Linked DNA regions of Homo sapiens: region 1 is linked to region 2. A link is an interaction called in ENCODE POLR2A ChIA-PET data of the cell type or tissue named here. Cell type or tissue: OCI-LY7. All regions are shown on one strand. Each heading gives the region's core, and the rest is flanking DNA. Links, peaks and the distances in the headings are about the cores only.

The links. ChIA-PET counts read pairs that join two places held together with the same protein. Peaks named below come from ENCODE experiments on the same cell type or tissue, not always from the same donor. Only the 100,000 strongest peaks of a DNase experiment are listed, where the experiment ranks them.
Region 1: POLR2A ChIA-PET joins it to region 2 with 13 read pairs; 7 of 35 experiments call an interaction of 5 or more read pairs at or near these places.

What each region holds. Positions count from the first base shown.
Region 1 is chr22:40,929,252-40,932,172 of GRCh38, forward strand. It overlaps XPNPEP3 (X-prolyl aminopeptidase 3), which reads left to right. Exons shown (of 10, transcript NM_022098.4): 10 at 1-2,921. Among named protein-coding and RNA genes, the nearest start is that of RBX1, 21 kb to the right of the region's middle. In OCI-LY7, for the core only: no CTCF peak of the experiment used is centred there; no DNase peak of the experiment used is centred there.
Region 2 is chr22:40,875,792-40,878,712 of GRCh38, forward strand. All of the region lies in intron 2 of XPNPEP3 (X-prolyl aminopeptidase 3), which reads left to right. It overlaps LOC124905124 (a long non-coding RNA gene), which reads right to left and starts at 1,804. Exons shown (of 3, transcript XR_007068111.1): 1 at 1,618-1,804; 2 at 272-357. In OCI-LY7, for the core only: no CTCF peak of the experiment used is centred there; no DNase peak of the experiment used is centred there.

The DNA of each region.
Region 1 (2,921 bases), core at 220-2,719, 53 kb after region 2:
CGAGACCTCAGCTCCCTGCAACCTCCATCTCCCAGGTTCAAGCGATTCTCCTGCCTCAGCCTCCCGAATAGCTAGGAATACAGGCGCCTGCCACCACACCCGGCTATTTTTTTGTATTTTAAATAGAGACGAGGTTTCACTGTGTTGGCCAGGCTGGTCTCGAACTCCTGACCTCATGATCTGCCCGCCTCGGCCTCCCTAAGTGCTGCGATTACAGACGTGAGCCACCGCACCTCCTGTATCATTTTCTATGGTCTAAACTTTTCTAGCTAAAAGCCTAGGTAGCTTGTATGTATAGCAGCATACTTGGACATGAAACACACTTCTGGTTAGATTCCAGTCAAGTTCTATAGGTGTTATTGGTAGGCAGAAAGGCTGTTGTAGAATTCTTCTGGTGATTTTCAGTCCCTGACCCAGGTATATTGTCCTTTGAGTCCCAGATTAACTAACTATAGCAGCTAAGCATTTGAATCAGACTTCTCATAGCAATGTTATGGGCTGTCTGATATATTCAGGATTTGTTGAGCAGATAAGCTGTGTGTGATCTTACTCATTCTCAGCCATGCCGCAGACATACCCATTTCCCTTTAGTAATTTTTTAATACAGAGAATGCTATTAACTGTTACTGGATATCAAATAATTTTATTTTTCTAATAGTATTTTCCAAATATTTCTTAAAATTCTTAAAATTTAGGTTAAAGTTTGCTGGTCTCTTACATTTAATAAAGCTGGGACTTGAAGACTTACCATAGTTTTCAACTGCCTTTGCAAGTTCATAAACTTCTAAGGGTAAAAAGTGAATAAGATAAATTCAGAGTTTTAAGGTAAAGGCTTTATATTAGCTTTTTTTTTTTTTAAAGGTTTTTTGTGGGGTTTTTTTGTTTTTTTTTTTTTTGAGATGGAGTCTCGCTCTGTCACCCAGGCTGGAGTGCAGTGGCACGATCTTGGCTCACTGCAACCTCCATCTCCCGGGTTCAGGCAATTCTTCTGCCTCAGCCTCCTGAGTAGCTGGGACTACAGGCGCGTGCCACCATGCCCGGCTAGTTTATTGTATTTTTAGTAGAGATGGGGTTTTACTGTGTTAGCCAGGATGGTCTCAATCTCCTGACCTCATAATCTGCCCACCTCAGCCTCCCAAAGTGCTGGGATTACAGGCGTGAGCCACTGCACCCAGCCTTTTTAAAGTTTTTAATTGACATATAATTGTACGTATTTACAGGGTAAATAATGATGTTTTGATACATATATAATGATCAGATCAGAACAATTAGCATATCCATCACATTGAACATTTATCATTTATTTGTGTTGAGCCTTTAGTTCTTTTTTTTTTTTGAGATAGAGTCTCACTCTGTCACCCAGGCTGGAGTACAGTGGTGTGATCTTGGCTCACTGCAACCTCCACCCACCGGCTTCAACCAATTCTCCTGCCTCAGCCTCCCTAGTAACTGGGATTACAGGCACCTGCCACCACACCCAATTTTTGTATTTTTAGTAGAGACGGGGTTTCACCATCTTGGCCAGGCCAGGCTGGTCTTGATCTCCTGACCTTGTGATCCACCCACCTCAGCTTCCCAAACTGCTGGGATTACAGGCATGAGCCACGGCCCCCAGCCAGAGACAGTCTTGCTTTGTCGCCAGGCTGGAGTGTAGTGGCGCCATCTTGGCTCACTGCAACCTCCAACTCCCTGGTTCAAGCAGTTCTCCTGCCTCAGCCTCCCAAGTAGCTGGGATTACAGGCACGCACCACCATGCCCAGCTAATTTTTGTATTTTTAGTAGAGACAGGGTTTCACCATGTTGGCCAGGATGGTCTTGATCTCCTGACCTCGTGATCTGCCCACTTTGGCCTCCCAAAGTGCTGGGATTACAGGTGTGAGCCACCGTGCCCAGCCGAGCCTTTAGTTCTAAGTATAATAAATAATATATATACCAGGCATTCCTATTAAAAATCTTAACTTAAAAAAAATTACTCAAATGTTACTACTGGAATTTTTCTCCCTGAATTGAAGATACATGGTTAGATCATTAACAATACCACCTAAATGAAGGAAACATATCTGGATATCCAGTGTCACATACTTTTATGTATTTATTTCAGGAATTACTATTTTGTCACCATAATTAGGAAACAGACTGTGTTCTTTATTTGAAACACAACAGTATAAATACTATAGTAAAGTTGGGTGCAGTGGATCACAGCTATAATCCCAGCACTTTGGGAGACCAAGGAGGGATGGTCACTTGAGCCCAGGAGTTTGAGACCAGCCTAGGCAACATAGAGAGACCTTGTCTCAACAAAAAAATTTAAAGTTAGCCAGGTGTGGTGGTTTGCACCTATAGTCCCAGCTACTCAGGAGGCTGAGGTGGGAGGATCGCTTGAGCTTAGGAGGTCAAGGCTGCAGTGAGCCATGATTGTGCCACTTCACCCTGGGCAACAGAGAAAGACCCTGTCTCAATAAAAAAGAAGAGAAAAACTGGAGTGAGAACTCTCCTCCTCTCATAATCATAGTATCCACGTTAGGAAAATGCTTCTGAGAGTAACTTAAAGTACTGTGTGTGCATCTTCCTTCAAAACCTTGCTTTTTTCTCCGTTTTTGTAAGGTGAGAAAGGGAAAAACCTTCACCGTAGAAATACTGTCTTGAGATTAAGATACAAATAAAACATGTTAAACCTCCATCTAAAGACATTGCAACTTATTAAAACAGAAAAATGTACCTTTGTTATGTCTTTCCAAATATCCACACCCACACCCTGTTCAGCTTTGTTAATAATACAGAGATCAGAAATGTGAAGCACAAATGCTGCTTCTCCCCCTCCTGTTCCCATGTCAGAGATGGAGAAGAAAGCACAGTGAGCTGTTCACCAGTCCAGCGGTGACCTCGGAGTCCTTTGTAACAGTGTTTCCAATAACTTCTGC
Region 2 (2,921 bases), core at 231-2,730:
TTGCTTGAGGCGTGGAGTTTGAGAACAGCCTGGCCAACGTAGCAAACTCCACCTCTACTAAAAAAAAAAAAAAAAAAAATTAGCCAGGCATGGTGGTGCATGCTTGTAATCCCAGCTACTCAGGAGACTGAGGCATGAGAATCACTTGAACCCAGGAGTCAGAGGTTGCAGTGAGCTAAGATTGCGCCACTGTGCTCCAGCCTAGGCAACAGAGCAAGACTCTGTCTCAAAAAATAAATAAATAAATGACATTTGTATTTCTCTTTTTTACCTTTGTGTGTAGTCCTCATTGACACTGAGAAACTCTCTGAGGTAAAGATTAGCAAGAATCAGCCCTAGACAAGAATTAGGAGCTACCTAAAGAAATGAATAATAATGAAAAGTTTCTAAATGGTCAATGGAGATTCATTCCTAACATGTGAAAAAGCCAAAGACTTCCAGGTCTTCTATGTAAATAATTATTTTGATTTCATTTGTTGTCATAATAGCGGTTGTCCATGTAAATTTTACTCTTCTAAGATCCTGCCTGGCTTTGGATTCCCGGGTGACAACCAGTTCAAGTGTAAATTTTTTATTTTGGTAATAATTATAGCTAATACTTATGTAGTGCTAAGTGTTACGTTTTAAGTGTTTTATTACTTAAATCCACTTAGGTGGATTATTGTATAATCCACATAACAACTTTGTGAAGTCAGTGCTATTGTTATTTCCATTTTACATGAGGAAACTGAGGCACAGAGAAGTTTGGTAGCTCTTTCCAAACTTAGTGAATTGCTAAGCCAGGATTCCAACTCACAAAAACCTAACTCAGAATCCACACTTTCAACCACAAAACAGTGCATAATACCTATGCCAAACATAATACCTGTGTCACTCAGTGAATTGCTAAGCCAGGATTCCAACTCACAAAAACCTAACTCAGAATCCACACTTTCAACCACAAAACAGTGTATAATACCTATGCCAAAAAATACTATCTGGTAATATTTTTTAAAGTATTTTCTCCTTACATTTTTTATAAGACATCCATCTGAGAGAAGTCTTAGTATAAAAGTTATTTCAAGTTTGGAGAGTAGTATACTTTTTTTAAATCAGGTAAAATTTATATGCAGCGAATTTCACAGATCTTACATATGCAGTTCAGTGAGCTTTAACAAAGGTAACCTACAGCTCAGTCAAGATACAGAACATTTCCATCGTCCTGGAAAGTTCCCTCATGCTCCTCCAGTCAGTCTCCACCTTCATAGGCAGCCACTCTTTTGGTTTCTGTCATCATAGACTGTTTTGCCTTTTCTTGACTTTGTGTAAGTAGAATCATACAGAATCATAATATGTATATGTAGCCTTTCTGTTTGTTTAGTTTTGCTCAATATATGCAAATCTATTTAGAGTATTTTTTATTCAGTCATTGCATTTTTTCTGAGAGGCCTGTTTTACATTATAAAGGAAACACTAGCTTTTTCTTTCACCCCATTCTCCAACTGCACAGTAATAGTTTATTAATTACTTCCTTATATGCTGCGAAAACTACCTAATATTAAGCAGACTTCTTTTCAAAATCAGACCATGTTAAAATTCTAATCTAGTTAGTTTCAGGAAATAATTAAAAATACAAACCTAGATTGTAGTAGAGACCTGTATCATTTCATCCATTTTCAGTCTTTGTTATATCTTCCTTTCTGGGTGTTTTGTGTAGCTGGTAAAATATGAAGAACATTATTGCTTTTCTCTTCGAGAGGCATGATCTTAAGTGTCCTGGAAGAGCTTTCCTTCTTGGCTGCAGAATCTCAGAACTGATAGTGAGACTTTGCAGAGTCCAGCTTCCAATATCTAGGCTTTCGATTGGCTCAATAAACTTGTTAGAAGAGCCTTTCCATCTTAAGTGGTTCCACATCATAAAATGCTGACTTTGTTTTTTAATTCTTTACAGTTTTACCACGTTGCCTGAGGATCTATTGAGATATAGTTTTATCAGAAGAAATTCAGGCCAGATTGACTATAAAGTTGAGTTCTGTGATCAAAGGCCATAACACCTTCCAAGTTTACTCCTAGGGTTTAAAGGTCATTGCTTTAACACATTTTTTTTCCTCCTTCACATGGAAAGGTTTCTTTTTTCTTGAGTAAATTTTTTGTTTCTGGGTACAGTGGCTCACGCCTGTAATCCCAGCATTTTGGGAGGCCGAGGCCGGTGGATCACCTGAGGTCAGGAGTTCAAGACCAGCCTGACCAACATGGTGAAACCCCATCTGTACTAAAAATACAAAATTAGCCGGGCGTGGTGGCACATTCCTGTAATCCCAGCTACTTGGGAACCTGGGGCAGGAGAATTGCTTGAACCTGGGAGGCGGAGGTTGCAGTGAGCCGAGATTGTGCCATTGTACTCCAGCCTGGGCAACAAGAACAAAGCTCTATCTCAAAAAAAAAAAAAAAAATGTGTTGTGATGGAGAGTGCTTTGTTGCGTTGAGATTTTAGAAGTTTAGAAGCATTTACTTAATGATCACTCAATAGTGTTGATAATTAATAGGTTTGGGAAAATATAGCCAGTGTTTTAAATATTTCTCATGTAGTCAATTGTATGAAATTGGATTCAGCAAACATAGGAATACTTTGAAGGGTATAAAAGATGGTTTTTTTGATCCTGCTTTGATTTCCAAATAATTTTCTTGTTTTAGAAGTAACTTCCTGATATGTGTTAATGTATACTGTTACTAATGAAAATGAGAGATAACACATAGTTATTAAAATTATGGATTTTCTTACCTTCTGAAATAAAAAAGAATTGATTTTTAAATTTCTTTCTTTTTTTTTTTTTGAGACGGAATCTTACTCTGTCGCTCAGGCCGGAATGTAGTGGTGTGATCTCAGCTCACTGCAACCTCTGCCTCCTGGGTTTAAGCAATTCTCCTGCCTCACCCTCCCA